Regions from separate parts of the Homo sapiens genome. Here region 2 is linked to region 1. A link is an interaction called in ENCODE POLR2A ChIA-PET data of the cell type or tissue named here. Cell type or tissue: MCF 10A. All regions are shown on one strand. Each heading gives the region's core, and the rest is flanking DNA. Links, peaks and the distances in the headings are about the cores only. Region 1 has its middle 96 kb from the start of CBSLR. Region 2 overlaps LOC107985239 (a long non-coding RNA gene).

Region 1 (8,214 bases), core at 1,305-6,304:
AACACTGCAACTTGCTGTGAGGTTGGTCTTCTCTCAGTAGAGAGTAGCAATTAGCTTTGGAACAGACTTTTTTGTATACAGATCATAAGAACACTAAGGGAACAATAAGAACAAAAGGGGACATAGTCCTTAATCTTTTCAAATTCCTTGATGTAGAATTTCATTAGCCATTTTAAGAATAAGACCCAGGAATTCCAGCAGCAGTAACCCATTTTACAGATGAAAAAGGAAAATCCAAAGGTAATAATCACAGGTGACACTAACTGAGCACTTATATGTTCAATGCTTACAAATCCCTAAGTGTACTATCTATCCTCACAACCATTCCTGTGAAGTAGGTATAATTTTAGTCCCATGTTACATTGGAGAAAACCAAAGCTTAAAGAGGTTATGTGACTTGCCAAATGTTATGTGGCTTCATAGTGGTGAAGACAGGATTTGAACCAAGGTCTGTCTGGCTCCAGAGTTCAGGCACGTAACCACTGTCCTTTCCTGCCTCTGTGCTCTTCTGTCTTCTGAAAGTCCACAAAGGCATTGATAAAATCCATTCCTGGATATGGTATACTTTACTGAAACAGAGTCTTCCAAGATGTCAAAGCAAAAATTGTTTAAAAAATAAAAACAGGCGGGGTGCAGTGGCTCACACCTGTAATCCCAGCACTTTGGGAAGCCGAGGCAGGCAGATCACCTGAGATCAGGAGTTTGAGACCAGGCTGGCAACATGGTGAGACCCCGTCTCTACTAAAACTACAAAAAATTATCTAGGCATGGTGGTGCATGCCTGTAATCTCAGCTACATGAGAGGCTGAGGCAGGAGAATCACTTGAACCCAGGAGGCAAAAGTTGCAGTTAGCCGAGATCGCACCACTGCACTCCAGCCTGGGCAACAGAGTGAGACTCCGTCTCAATAAATAATACAATACAATTACAATACAATACAATACAATACAATACAATACAATACAATACAATACAATACAATACAATACAATACAGTACAATACAGAAGATGAATTAAAAGGAACTCTGAGGCTGTGATCTGGGATCCACAATGAGCTTTGCTAACCCTTACTTCAAAGTCCTGGTCCCAAGTTTACAGTGTTTGGGCCTCTTAGGCTGCATACCCAGTTTCATTTCAAGCTGCTCATCAACAAGCCTCCTCTATTTAAATCAGGCTAGACTCTAAAATTCCTACTACAACTTTCATGTATTCCTACCTCTATTCCCTTCCAGAAGCTGTTCTCCCCATTGGAAATGCCCTATGTTGAGATAAATCTGGCCACGAATTCTTTAAAGCTCTTCCCATCAAAAGGCAGAATCTATTTCCCCACTCCCTGGGATCTGGGCTGATTTTGTGACTTGTTTTGAGCAATAGGATATGGCAGAAGCAATATCATATGACTACCAAGGTTTGGCTTCCAGAGGCCCTGTAGCTTCCACTTTCGCCTTCTTTGAATAATGCTGTCTGTGAACAAGTCCTTTGTTAAGGATGAGAGGTACCACATGGAGAAAGAGACCCAGCCATCCAGCCATTACAGGACTCTCTCCCCAGGTCCCAGGCGGACAGAGAGGCCATCTATGATGGACCAACCCATCAACAACTGCAAACAGATACAGAGTAGAAATGAGCCATCCTAGCTGTGCTCTGCCCAAATTGCCAAGCCAAAGAATGGTAACGAATAAATGACTGTGGTTTTAAGCCTTTAAGCTTTGGGGTGGTTTGTAAAGCAGCAGTAGGTCACTCACATGTCTTTTTATTCCTTCTTTTCTAATATGTCCACTTCCTACTTGCAAATTGAGCTCCAAAGTCACTTCTCCAAGAAATGTTCCTGGATGGAATCTTCCCCGACAAAGCCAGCCTCACTCAGGGCTAAGCAAATGGCCTTGTCTAAGTTAGTGATTCTAAGGGCACGGAGACCAGACTGTCTCCCTAAATACCTTCCCCATCCACTAGCTGATGCCTGGGATTTCATCATTACAGTTTAATGGCTTACATAAAAGCATAATTCCTATTAAATTTTAAGATTCCCTGGAAGGCATAGCAAGTTTGTGCTTTTGATTTTGCTCTTGTTATAAAAGCATACAGGAATAAAAAGTAACACTAACATAAGGTTACTTTCCCAAAGAGAAAAAAAATTTTTTAATAATGTGGACCAACTCAAATATAAGCCTTTAGGAAGATAGATGAAATAGTTATGTACCTAATTTCAATGTTTAATTTATTAATTTAATTAAGTATACATATTTAAAGTCACATTGTATAAAATAATTCAATTTAGAAATATTCTTCCACTTTTCCATCCCATGAAGGTGTCTGATTTAAAGTTGCCATCTGTGTGTCTAGTGACAAGTGTCTTCCATTTCATGAGACATGTTTTTAGGCATCTGATAGTTTTCCAGACATAATCTTCTCTTCCATCTAATTTGTTTTATTTTAAACCATGATGCTGCCATTGCAATTTTCATCCCAAGCCACAAGTACTATTTACAAAACACTAAAATAATTTTTTGTTCTATTCATCCTACAAATGTATATTTATGGTTGTCACAATGTAATCACTTATAGCATTGCTTGGTAAAGGGACCTTCAGAAAGCCGGTTTACAATGACATCTAGAACTTGCAAATTAATTTGGAGGCCTGTTCCCAAATAAGGGATTCGTTAAACTTATGTTAATGCTTTCTGGTCCTTTATTTTTATTTTTAATTTTTTTCCTTTTCTTCCTCCTCCCTCCATGGTCCTTTTTTTTTAAGCAAACAACCATAATTATCTAAAAGTTTATGATTTGTTAGGGTCAATTCAAGCTAATGTGTCCTCCCCACCCACCTAGCACTTTGTGTTTCAAAAAAAGTCGGCGACCGCACCATAGTGCAAAGGACTTTGGAAGAGCTCAAATGCAACTCCTTTTCTGAGAGATACTGTTTGAGGGGGAAACCAAATTTTCTTATGTGTTATATATGAATACATGTTCATTCTAGAAACTTTGAACAATACAGAAAATTAAGGAGGTGAAAATAAAAATCATTCATAACGCTCACAATTAGAAATCATGATTTCAACAGTTTGGTTCATTTCCTTCTAGACCTTCTTTCTATGCATTATTACATATTATGTTAAACTCAATCAGCTGTTTCTACTTATTACTATAACATATGCATTTCCCTTATTAGAAATTCTTTGTATAAAGATATGCCATTATTCACTCAAACTCCCTCCTATTGTGGTAGATTTAGGTTATCTGGGGAAACTGCAATATCTCAAGGCACGCACCACCACACCTGTCTAAGTTTTTATATTTTTAGTAGAGAGGGGGTTTCACCTTGTTGGCCAGGCTTGCACCTTAGCATTAATGGTTTTAGATTCTTTTCTCCCTTTTTTAGTTTATTGAGCATCTACCCAAGTAAAAATATACCAAACATGAATAAAGGGAAGTCCCTGTCTCAAAACAGACAGAGCTATCAATAATTAATTGCGCCGGGCATGGTGGCTCACGCCTGTAATCCCAGCAAGTTGGGAGGCTGAAGCAGGTGGATTACCTGAGGTCAGGAGTTTAGGACCAGCCTGTCCAACATGGTAAAACCCCATCTCTACTAAAAAAAATACAAAAATTAGCTGGGCATGGTGGTGGGCGCCTGTAATCCCAGCTACTTGGGAGACTGAGTCAGGAAAATTGCTTGAACCCAGGAGGCGGAGGTTGCAGTGAGCCAAGATTGTGCCATTGCACTCCAGCCTGGGCAACAAGAGTGAAACTCATCTCAAATAAATAAATAAATGAATAAATGCATGAAATATGATGAGAACTTGAAAAAAGGTATGGTCACATGCCACACAACGTTTTGGTCAACAATGGACTGCATATACATCAGTGGTCCCATAAGACTGTAATCTTTTCTATGCTTAGACACACAAATTCCACCAGAGAGTGTCCTTACCATAGAGTGTAAGGACACTCTATGTTGTTCTCACAACAACAAAATTGCCTAATAATGCATGTCCCGAACATATCCCTGTCATTACATGATAATGTATATCAAAAGCTGTATACACAAAAAGCTCTGGCAACAAAAAGAGAGAAGGTTGACAGCTCAGGGGAGTGGTCCGAGGAAATTTCATGGAGTAAACATTTGAGGATTTGGGGACTTCTTGTTTGCTTGTTAATTGCTTCTTTTTAAAATATTAAGACTTAATTTTGAAAATATTTGCAAGAAGAAACTTTTAAGAATCTTTCCCCATCTAAATTCCCAGAACAGAGTACCTCTGCTGTGTGGAAACCAGCCAGGCCACACCTTGGTTGTGCAACAACTGAAGGCTTCCTGACTTTTCTCTGAGAGCAGGTTTGGATGGGAGGGAAAGAGTATAGGGACACCTGGGGCCTGAAGGGTGGATCAAGAAAGACACCAGGACAAGTGCCAGCATGACAGGCCAGAACAATCCTGACTTCTTCCTTGTCTGGCTGGGATGAGCCCTGCCACTCCCATGCTCTTCAATGCCTTGTTTTGCATTTCCGTGTCCCACATGCAGCACAGTGACACCCACTGACTGTGCTTTCTGGTTCTTAACGTATGCATGTCTTGTGTTCTTCTAGTAAGTTCCTGGAGTTTAGTGGAGACAGAAATAACATAACCGTGTTAAGCCCGTGGGGCTGGGTTCCACGCCAACTCCACTACTGACCGTGGGCTCTCTGTGAACCTGGGTTAACCCCAGCTCCCTCAGTGCTCTCATTTCTGCCCAAGCAACCTTGCTATTCTCCTCTCTTTGTCTGTAGACATAGCCACAGGCAGGTGATGAATGTGTCCCTCTGACCACACTAACCCTACAGATTCTTCACCTCAGATCTGCTTCTTGCTTTTATACGGCACTTTGAACTTGACATTTGCTCATGCTCCCTTAAAAAAACTTTAAGATGGTCAATTTAATTGAGAACAAATATCTAAAGGATTGATCATGAAATAATTCAACCTGCCAATTAGCCTCAAGGACCCCGTGGCATTTTATCAAACGCAAATATCCCTATAGCAACTATTTTTAGACATCAGACTGGCAGAACTGATAGACTTAGTGTGTGGGAAGGTAAAAGTAAAAGAAGATTGAAAACAATTGGTGCAATTTAGAAGAAAGATTTCCTTTCTCTGCTTAGGGCACAGCCTTCTGCGAGGCATCCAAGACTTTTGTTTTAAGTTCCTCCTGCAGCATCAAGAAAGCTTCGTGTCTATCTCCACATGCCTCTCAGAAATAACCCGAACTTAGCTGTTCATCAAAAATTCCACTGGTTCCTGTTTTGAAAGTGGCCTGGGAGGTGATATACACAAGGTATCAAGACAACACATACATGGCTGGTTCTAAAACAAAGAAACACCTCTGGGAAGAATCTCCCCTCCCCCCGGCCCGCCCCTCAAAAAATATTTAGAATAGAGGATAAAATTTCTCATAAAATTTCTCTCCCACAACTTCTGGGGGAAACAGCAGTGGTTGGCCAGATTTTAAATTTTGGTTTGAAGCCCTCTTATATCCACATGAAAATGCTTGCCCCAACCCTACCCCCCTCACAAAAAAGAATTGAATCTACTTGAACATCATTTGCTGACATTTCCAATCTCCTAATTCAGAGAGACCTGTTCAGAATAGATACTACCTACTACATTAGAGGATTTATAGAACATAATGTTACCTCTGCAGGAAAAAAAAACTAAATATCACACAATTCAGATAATTCATTCAGCCATTTCTCAACTTCTCTCATCATATAATAAAGAAAAGCATGAAATTAGCATTTTATTCTTACCAGTAATCACTAACATTTATTGAGCACTTACTATATTATGGATTATACTTAGTCCTTTTCAGTTTTAGCTCATTTAATCACAGTAACCCTACTGAGTACTATTATTACCCCCACTTTATAGATGGGGAAGCTAAAACTTAGATATATAGCCAGTAAGTCATAGAGCCAAGTTTTGTCACATAGTCAAGGTCAGAGAACTAGAAAGTGGCAGAGAGGGAATGCAAACAACCCATAAGAGAAATTCCAAAGCTCAGCCTCTGAGCCACTGCACTAGAAGAATCTGGTAGCATGAAAAACCTTGAATATATTTGGATTTAGGATGATATTTATTTACAGTTTGACCTTGAAAAGAATGAACTGGGAACTCCCTGGTAATACCCAAGACCTCCTAAATGTAGAGTGCTTTTAACCCTGTTACCACGTGCGTCTTGTATGGGAGACAAGAAATGACCTTCTGGGCAGCAGGGGAAAGTGTTCACTCAAAAGTGGCAAGAAATACTTGAAAACTAGATTCTTATTTTTGTTTTAAGAAGTACTAAGCAAAACAACCAATAAAAAGGGAAATGAGACATGTTAGCATTTGAATCTGCTCTCTTAACTGCTCTAATTCTGTGCCTCTGTGCATTATTAATATTTGGATGCATGCAATGCCGGCATGGAAATTGGTCTTCACACACCGTGGTTTTCCAGAAACACTCACAAACCAATACATGTAACAGACATTCCATTTGTTAATGGGCACATATGTGAAAAGCAGTATAGAAAAGAGGCTAATGTTAGAAAATTGTTAAGTCCTTAACTTCAAGTGTGTTTATATAATGGACACTGTTAATGTTCACAACTTAAATTTGGGTATGTGGTCAAAATAATGCTTGGGAAACATTTTATTAAAATTGAGTTAAATTGTTAAAAAAATGGAAGAAAGGAATATTTGAAAACTAACAAAATGAGGAAACAGTCACACATTGGTTTAACTGCAGAAGGCTGATATTAATTAGAGTCATTTGTGTGTTGTGTTTACATTTATTGTGCAACATGACATCAGACTGCACAGATTTTAGGCATTTGTTGTACATGGTTTTGTTTTACAGCACCAAGGTCTTCACACTGAACCTCTCAGACCACATGTGAGATGGCTAAAGAGAAAGCCTTGTCCAGTCCTTAGGCAACACCCCTGTCTTGTCACACAGAATTACCCAGTGTCCAGATATAACCAAACTGATTACACCAGGAGACAGACAAGGCATCTGACTAGGACACACATTAACTGAAAGGCATAGTTTGTGGGATTTTGAAAGCTTAAACAGGGAGAACAAAGAGATATTGTTCCAGGGCTTGATACTGGCCCCAGGCACTTGATATTAAACATGTGGAAGTTAGAGGTAATAAGAGAGACCTTCAAAAAGTGTACAGGAACACATTAAGTGCTTAGTAATCTTTAGGAAACTCTGATGCCCAAGACTTGCTTTATTACCAGGGAAGAGAAAGAAAGTCATAGGGTCTTGGCTTAGAAGGGAGTTTGGACTGAAGAGCAGTTGGGCTGAACATCTGAGCCTATTGAGAAAGAGTATGCTTCAGGGGGCAAGAGGGAAGAGAAAGGGAACACTCCCAAGAGTCCGTGTTAGAATCATCACAAGGTTGTCATTTGTGCTTAGAAGAGTGTTTGTTATGTTTATCTGAGATTTATTATAGAAGAAGAATATTGCCAATGCACCAACATCTAAGTTATTTATGGATAGCTAAGAAGCCAAGCATTCTGCCTTTGGTTCTTACATTTATCACTGACTCATTGTTTTATTCCTGGGAAAGCTATTTAATCTCTATCACTCAAATGCATCCATCAGTAAACTGTGGGGAAGATAATAGCCTCAGCCTACATCCTAAGAATATAAGAACCACACAAGATGGCTGCTGCCCATCAGGAGAGCCACCACTCAAGCTCCACTGAATTCCACCGAGCCTGTCATGAAAAATTCTGCTCTGCTACCACACCTGCCGGTGGAGGAGGGAAAATGAGTAGGTTGTGAAATCTCACGCAGTAATTCAAAAAGTAACCGAAGTGAGAAGAGTGGATGAGAATATGAATGGCCTGAAACATCAAAGGAATTTGAGATAAATGATAAAAAATAAAAGACAAAGCAAATATAAGACACAGATGAAAGCACAGTACAATATCCAAATAATAATAAATAATATCCAAAATAAAAATAAAGAAACTGCCCCACTTTCTAGTATATGATAAGGATATAATAATAACAGTCATCAAGCAGCACAACGTTTAGCACTGATTGTTACAGAGTTTTGCAAGCCAAAGGCATAAATAAAAATAACAGCCAATTAAAAATTGGAAGTTAAAACGGAGGTGGGGGGAGGATTACAGTAAAAGACAATGTAAAGGAAATCTTAGACGCTTATTTCAAGAATAAAAAAGA
Region 2 (8,214 bases), core at 1,279-6,278, 120 kb before region 1:
GAAGTCATTTGAAAGTCTAGAGACAAGAAGTACTTGCATTTTCAATAATTTGTCAGTAATTCATAAATTACAGAATGGGAAAATAACCCAAGGAAAGACAAAGTCCACATCCCTATAGCAGTGATTCTCAATGTTTCCTTCATTATTGCCTTCCTAAGAAGATTTTTTTCGGATATCTTAACCTAATCTCCCCTACTTAGTGCCCTCAAAATTAAACACTAAGATATAAGGATTTTGTTGGATAGAGTTGAACTTTGGAGGGCTACAAACCATTATAATTACTATGATTCTTTTCTGCCCCTCAGATCGAATTTTTGTCCCCTTTGGGGCAATTGAAAATCCATGTTGTTTAGGACAGACAATCCCCAGAGTCTATTGGAAGGAATATCTAGAATCTCTGTAGCCTGTTTCAAAGCTTTAAATTACCTTTACAATATAATACAATGATATCATTCTTTAAAACCACCACATATATGTGTGTCGGGGGTGGGTGTTAAAGTGTATTGCAGGAATCAGCAAACTACAGCTTACAGGCAGACTCTAACCTGCCCATTTTGAAAACACAGCTTTATTGGTGACACACAGCCACACACACAGTTTCTAATCATCTCCTGTCTTCTGTGGCTGCTTCCATGCCCCAACAGCTGACTTGAGTGGTTGCGACAGAGACCTCAGTGTCCACACAGCCTCAAATATTTATTATTTTTGTCCGTTGAAAGAAAACGCTTGCCAATCTCTGGTTTATACTAGGCTGTTGATAGAAATTGTCTCTAGTTAATAAGAAAATAAATTATTTTTCTTTACAAAAAATAACATCTTTATTTTCTATAAATGTTTTACTTATTGATGAGACAAAAACTCAAAATTATTTGTTACACATCAATCGTATGCAAAGCACTTGAAGGATAGAAGTATACACCATGGTTCCTGCTTTTAAAAAAGCTTCTAATCCATGTTGCTGGGATAAAGCGGTATGTTTGCTATCAGAGTTGCAGCAGTTTTGCTGAAGTAAACTAAAAATAGAAGTAGACAGGGACCACTAGAGGGGAAAATAGATAGTAATTGTAAATATGAGCCAGCTCAATATCAACTTCTAGTTTAAACTTTGGCCTTCTGAGCCTTAAAAATAAATGAAAATCAGATTTAATAGTTCATCATGACTGAAGTATTTGTTTCAAATGATTATAAAAATAATAAGAAAGAATATGTGTGTTTTCAACCTCTAGAGAACAGTATTTTCTCTCCATTCAAATTTTATACTCACTGAGGTCATGAAATTCAAAGTTACTCTAAAAACCACTGTGAGAAGATGTCTTCTAGATAGGAAATATTTCAAGACTTAAGCTGTCCTGATTCACATAAATCTCTAATCTTTTCCTGTCCATGTTTCAAGATATCATAGCTTAACAGAGTATCTCAAGGTATGTGTGGCATTCTTTTCAGTTCATTCTCTCCAGTTCATTCTCTCCAGCTTCCAGAAACTTACTTTCCCAGGGACTTTATCCTTGGATGGGTCTCTTTAATACATGAGTGACAATATCTTTGTTCTCATTATAATTCTTATATTATGAAAAAGCTATTTTTTGTAATATAAGACTCTTGTATATAACCATAAAGACCCAGACAAATGATTTTTCTCATTGCTTAATTCTAGAAATTTGAGAACAGCAACCTCCAAACCAGAATATTTATAGAATAAGAATTTTACCTATTGGTAAGATAAAAAGTAAACAGATAAATGAATGAGTCTAGGGGGATCAAAAGAATTAAATTTTTTGGTTGAAAATTCTCCAGGAAAAATAACTATAAAATCACCATTAAATCCAAATCAACTTAATAATTTCGTTGGACCTAAGATATCAGCCTTTTCCAACCATGTTGTCATAAAACACTAAGGTACACCAATCAATTGTGTGGTGTGTCTCCAGTAATCTGTCTCTAATAAAGGCGAAAGTACTGAAGTTTCCAAGTTATTTACTATTTTCAGAAATGAAAACTGATTCAAGGTGACCCCTGTAATAACCATTCTCACTCACTTGCCTTCTAATACATGTTACTGAATGAGCAAGAAAGAAGAAGTTAAGGCCAACGATGTTAAGGCCAACGATACTCCTACAGAAGTGTCTGGCATGTGAACAATATCTGTCATTTATATCATGGTATACAAATGAGGTTCAAACTTGCAGCTGAATGGAAAGAATCAATGGGGAAAGAGAAAATGGTGGAGGAGGGGAAGACAGAAGACGAGGGGGTGAAGAAGCAGGAAAAGAACAACAATTTGGTGAATGAGAAAGGAGGAGAGCCCAAATGGAAACAAAGCAAAAAGAATCAGAAACCAGGAGACAGTGGCTAATGGAAACCACAGGTGCAAAGTCTCTAAAACAAAAAAGGGTGTAGAGGGCAGCATCAATTCCTGCTGAGAAATTAAGCAACCTTGTTGATGTGAGGCAATTAGATGCCCCTAGGCTGGCGTTAAAGCCTGAATCGAAGAAAGAGTTAAAGGAGGGGAAATAGAGCATCTGTAGACTCTTCCTTGCCGAAGCTTGGCCTTGCTGAAAGAGAAAAAGATAGGATAGTGTTTACAGAGAACACTGAGTAAAGGCAATCACTTTTAAGAATTGGAGAGACCTGAGTATGTACAGAGGCTCCAAACAAACAACAAACTAATAAGGTTAGGTTAAAAATATCTTATAGAGAGGAAATACCCAATGGAACAAGGTTCTATTCCCAGAAAGGGCAGAAGGGGATAGGATCATGAACAAGGTTTGGTCTTGAACAAGAAAAGACACACCTCTTCCTCATAAACTGGAAGAGAGGAGATAAGAGGGTATGTATTTGGAGTGCAATTTCTTGTGGATAGAAAGCCATGAGATTCAGATCCTGTAGACCTGAAAAAAGTCATCAACTGAGTGGTAAGAGGACAGGGTAGAAAATGAATAGCTGTTGTAGAACGTGGGAGAGGAAGATGAAGAGAAAGAGCTAAAATTATTGCTCCAGCCCCTCACCCCACCCCCAAGGCCCTGTATATATTTTCCAGAAGAAAGGAAGGAGGAGCTAACAAAGATATTGGAGAGAGAATGGCCACGGTACTGGGAAGAAAGCTGCATTGTCACGGAAGCCATAGTAAGGAACGCTTAAAAGAAAAATAGGAAAATGAAGGAGCTGATCAATAGAATGCAAAACTACCAAGAACTTCGAATGATACATATAGAGGAAACTTCACTACATTTAGCAACAAGGAAGTTATTAGTAACTAAGTGAGATTTTCTATAATGGCAAAGATTAGACCAGATCTCATGGAGTGGTAGTGATGAGTTGAAGACAGTTATGGGAACATTTCACCTTTCCAGGAATTTTAGAAGTGAACAAAGTATGAGATGGGGTAACGGTTTGGGGAGATGGGATATTTTGTATATGAAAGAAAACTGAACATGCATTTGTGTGTTTGTGGCAGGGGTTGAAGGGTATACATTGAGTGCTACTATAACTCAACAACTCAGCTACCTTACAGGATTATTGTCAGAATTAAATAAAACACTTTATAAACTGAAAATTATCATACTAAGTGTTACCATTTTCATGATACACAGATTCTCATTTATTGAATGTACAAAACATGTTTCTTGCCATTCAAAATTCCATTTAGTGTTTTATATGAATGCAGTCATGAATCAATAAACTTTATCATCAGAGTTCTCTCCTTATAGCCACTAAAATCCTTGACAGCTCTGAAAGATGAAATCTCCAGACAAATGAAACCAGCAGTTGCCATCTCAGAACCTGAGCAGAGAAAAATGGAAAAATTACATTAAGCTGATTTCTATGGTCCTCAGACACCTGCAGGTTGTTATGGGGACAAAACACTGACTTTGGGAATTAGCTTGCTTTTTCATTCTGGCTTTCAGATCTGTTGCTAATTTAATGAAACCCATATTTCTGCTGGGCAACACCCAGGTAAGTCTTAGGTCAAGTTTTTAAACCCAAGCCTTTTATCACACTCTGACAGCTGGGAAAATGACGTCTGGAAAATGCCGTTATCAGGAAAAAGCGGTGTGTTTTGCTTTGGGCTCTTCCACCTGAGGTTTTCTGCACATTTGAAAAACTCCAAAGGAGCTAAGCAGTTTGCAGCTAACAGCTAGTAAAGTAATTAAATTGTGTATTTGCCAAAATAAATAAAACTTATTAATTAGTAGGATTGCATTACATTCTAATATTTCGGCCAAAATTTTTTTCTTTTAAGAGTAGGTTCTCAAACTATCAACTCTTGATATGAAATCAGGGGCCTTTGGAACAGAACAATCTTCCTGTTTTTCTGCTATTTTATATATTTGAGAGCAATTAATTTAACCTACCTGAATGTTAATTTTTTCATATAAACTGGAGATAAGAATTATAGTCATGTGCCACTTAACGACAAGGATATGTTCTGGGAAATGCATTGTTAGGCCATTTCATCATTGTGTGAACATCATAGAGTGCATTTTCACAAGCCCAAAGGGTATATATAGCCCACTACACACCTAGTCTAGACGGTCTGTTACCATACAGTTACTGCAGGCAACTGTAACACAATGATAAGTATTTGTGTACCTAAACATATCTAAACATATAAAAGGTATAATAAAATACAGTGTAAAAGATTAAAAGTGGCACACCTGTATAGGGCACTGACTGTGAATGGAGCTTGCAGGAAGTTGCTCTGGGTAAGTGAGTGAGTAGCGAGTGAATGTGAAGGCCTAGGACATTACTGTATACTACTGTAGACTTTATGAAAAGGTATACTTAGCCTACACTCAATTTATTAAAAAAAATCTTTCTTCAATAATAAATTAAACTTAGCTTACTATAACTTTATTTTATAAACATTTAAAATTTTTTAACTTTTTGACTCTGTTTTAATAACACTTAGTTTAAAACACAAACCCATTGTCAGTGGTACAAAAATATTTTCTTTATATTCTCACTCTATACATTTTTTTTCCATATTTAGAACTTTTTAATTTTTATTTGTTACTTTTAAAACTTTTTTTGTTAAAAACTAAGACACAGACACGTACATTAGCCTAGGTTTACAGAGTATTGGGATCATCAAGATGTCACTCGGTGAGAAAAATTTTTCAGCTCTACTATAATCTTATAGGACCACCACCTTATATGCAGTCTGTTGTTGACCGAAATGTCACTATGCAGCCAAATGACTGCTTTGGTAAAGAGGAACATTTGCACCTTCGTTCAGCACAGTAAGCATTGGGCATATCATCCTTGTCTTCACAGAACTTTGGATATTCAAAATGCAATATTACTAAAATAGTATTTCCAGCTCTTAAACATTGAAAACCTGGCTCTCAGAGATTAGCTATGGGTTTTGAAACAGAGAATCTGTGGAAAATTTGGCATTAGAACAGAGGCCACCAAAAGCGAGATGGGATACACAATAGACTCTTAATGTAGGTCTGTCTGGGAGAAGGTGGGGACAAGATGGAATGTGGAATCAAGAAGATTGAATGTTATTTTAGCGCACTTGTTGTCACCCTGAAAATGCACTGGGTTTTGTAGATTTTGAAAGTTTTCATAAATATTTTAACATAGATTTAAATAATCCATGTCTCTTTACTCCTTTTAGTACAAATCAATATATAGTTTGTTAAAGTTGTATCTTCAGAATCATAAATAAAGATAACTTTATTTTAACCCTTATTAATTTAAGTGAGGCAGCTTCAAGTTGGAAGCCTTACATAAAATGATCAAATGTAATACTTGGCTAACTCATATTTCCCCACATCTAGTGAATTTCCTGGGCTGTCAACCAAAAAAAAAAAAAAAAACCTGGTTTGAGCAAAAAGACGCTTAGTAAGGAACGAGGACATTCCTCTATGCCAGTCTTACATAAGAATCATATTGGCAGCAATTCTTCCAAGCCATCATCGTCAAATGCTGCTATCTGCTAAAGACAGGAACAGTGCAGCAAACTGCAGAAGAGCAATGAGTCACAGGCAATACCTGCCACACGCCTTATCCTCAAGGTAAATGCATGTCATGAGGCAAGGCCACAGAGTCCCAAAATAGTCTGAGCCTGTCACTTGGTACCCAAAGTAATTATTCAAGAAATAATTGTTTCTAAAGGGACAAATTACCCCATCAGCATAAAATGACACTGTCATGAGACTGTTGGATAATGTCTTTCTTTTAAATAATTTCATGGTAATCACTCTGACATGAAAATTATAAATTAAAATTACATCAGCTAAAGGGAGTCAGGAATTGTTTCCTAAATATCTCCTCAGTTCCAGTCTAGGTTTGAAATAATTCCCACAGAAGGACCACAGTAGGAGCTGGTCACGAGAATCTATGGGAATCAACTATGAAGAAAACTGAAAAGCAAGTGCCTCAGAAAGACCAGAAAGACTGGAGGCTTCCCATGGGGAGAAGTCAGAAGAAGATGCTCCAGAGCTCGAATTTTCATGCACACGCCTGCTAGAGAGCCACGTCCTGTTACAGAGCACATGAAAGGGGTGTCTGAACACAGAACTTTAAACATGGGTCAGGATCAACTAACCCAAAGTTTGCAAGGTGTATTAGTTTCCTGGGGCTGCCATAACAAATGATCACACACTGGGTAGCTTAAAACAATAGAAATCTATTGTCTTGAAGTTCTGGAAGCTGGAAGTCCAAAATCAAGAGGTCAGCAGATCAAGAGGCTCCTCCTAGAAGTTCTGAGAGAGAATCTGCTCTATGCCTGTCTCCTAGCTTCTAGTGGTTGCTGGCAATTCTTGGTGTTCCTTGACTTGCAGGTGCATCACTGTAATCTCTGCCCCCATTGTCACATAGTGCCCTCTTTGTGTCTGTCCAAATTTCCCTCTTTTTATAAGGATACTGGCCATTGAATTAAGGTCTACCATAATCCAGTATGACCACATCTTAACTTGATTACATCTGAAAAACACTATTTCTAAGTAAGATTACATTCACAGGTACCAGTGGTAAGGATTTGAACATATTTTGTTGGAGTCGGGGGACACAATTCAACCCACAACACTAGGTCTCTCAGAAGCAACCTGGTTGTCCACTACCACAATGATGTGGGACCTTCTGGCACAATGTGAGGAAACCATAGAATGTTAAAGCTAAAAGCAATCTTAGCAATCACCAAACCTAACCATCTTACTTCATAATTAAGAGATCTTTCCAAAGCAGCAGTTTGTAACCAAGCACACTATTGAGACCCAGGGTACACAATCTATGGTAAGGGTTGAGACAAGTAAATGATTATTTTTTAAAAACACTAAGTAGTGAGGATGATTCACTTTCACTATGCACAAGGATAGATGAACAGCTGTGCCCATAAGTCCCTCACTCACACTCACTTGTATTTCTTGTGTTGGAGAGAAAGGAGGGACAATAAAGCCTAAGGTGCTGAGAATTGCCTGTAATCCACATGCATCTTACCTCTGCTTCCAAGAAAGTATATCAAGCATTAGAATGTCAACCAGATGGGTATCCCAGTACAAAAATGGCTAAAAATCCCTATTCTGCAAGAAGTACTTTAGCAGGCAAAGACTGTGAGATGCACACATGCACTACCCAGTTTCTGGACACACACAGAAGAAACAGAAAGGGGAACTTGAGAGAAATATGCAAATGGCATACATAGTAGAGCACAACCTCAAACAAGGTGGCTTAGACAGGGTTGCAATGGAGAGCAAAGAAAGTGTGTAAAACATAGAATCAAAGGAAAATCTTCAGAAGGCCCCACTGAAGACCCCACCCAGACACAAAATGACTGTCTTCAGTCCTCTACCTTCCAGCAGGAAGAAAAGAAAGATAAAGAACAATCTATACAAACTTTGCCCTGCTCACCTGAGAGGCACTATAGCAAAGTGGCTATGACTAAGGTATCCACTCTAGGGATGATATCAGTTCTGCTTCTGGAAGGCTGTGTGACCTCAAGCAAGTTACTTTAACTCTCTGGGCCTTGGTTTCCTCATTTATGAGGACGATAATAGGAACTAAGGTGGTTTGAAGGACAAGGTTAATAGACATAAAATACTTAGAAAAATGTCTGGCACATAGTAGACAATAAATACTAGCTATTATTTTTATAGTGTTGTTTGTGAGGATCCAATGAAACATTTACAATTTCTGAAAGCTATAAAATTGACATTGTTACATCAGTAATAAAGGGAATGATATCTTCTTTAAAACAGATTATTTTAT

Evidence for each region. ChIA-PET counts read pairs that join two places held together with the same protein. Peaks named below come from ENCODE experiments on the same cell type or tissue, not always from the same donor. Only the 100,000 strongest peaks of a DNase experiment are listed, where the experiment ranks them.
Region 2: POLR2A ChIA-PET joins it to region 1 with 5 read pairs; 2 of 35 experiments call an interaction of 5 or more read pairs at or near these places.

What each region holds. Positions count from the first base shown.
Region 1 is chr1:185,409,100-185,417,313 of GRCh38, reverse strand. No RefSeq gene overlaps it. Among named protein-coding and RNA genes, the nearest start is that of CBSLR, 96 kb to the right of the region's middle. In MCF 10A, for the core only: no CTCF peak of the experiment used is centred there; a DNase peak (open chromatin) is centred at 4,343.
Region 2 is chr1:185,526,210-185,534,423 of GRCh38, reverse strand. The region is part of intron 1 of LOC107985239 (a long non-coding RNA gene); the gene reads right to left. Among named protein-coding and RNA genes, the nearest start is that of LINC01350, 98 kb to the left of the region's middle. RefSeq lists an enhancer at 2,079-2,738. In MCF 10A, for the core only: no CTCF peak of the experiment used is centred there; a DNase peak (open chromatin) is centred at 5,903.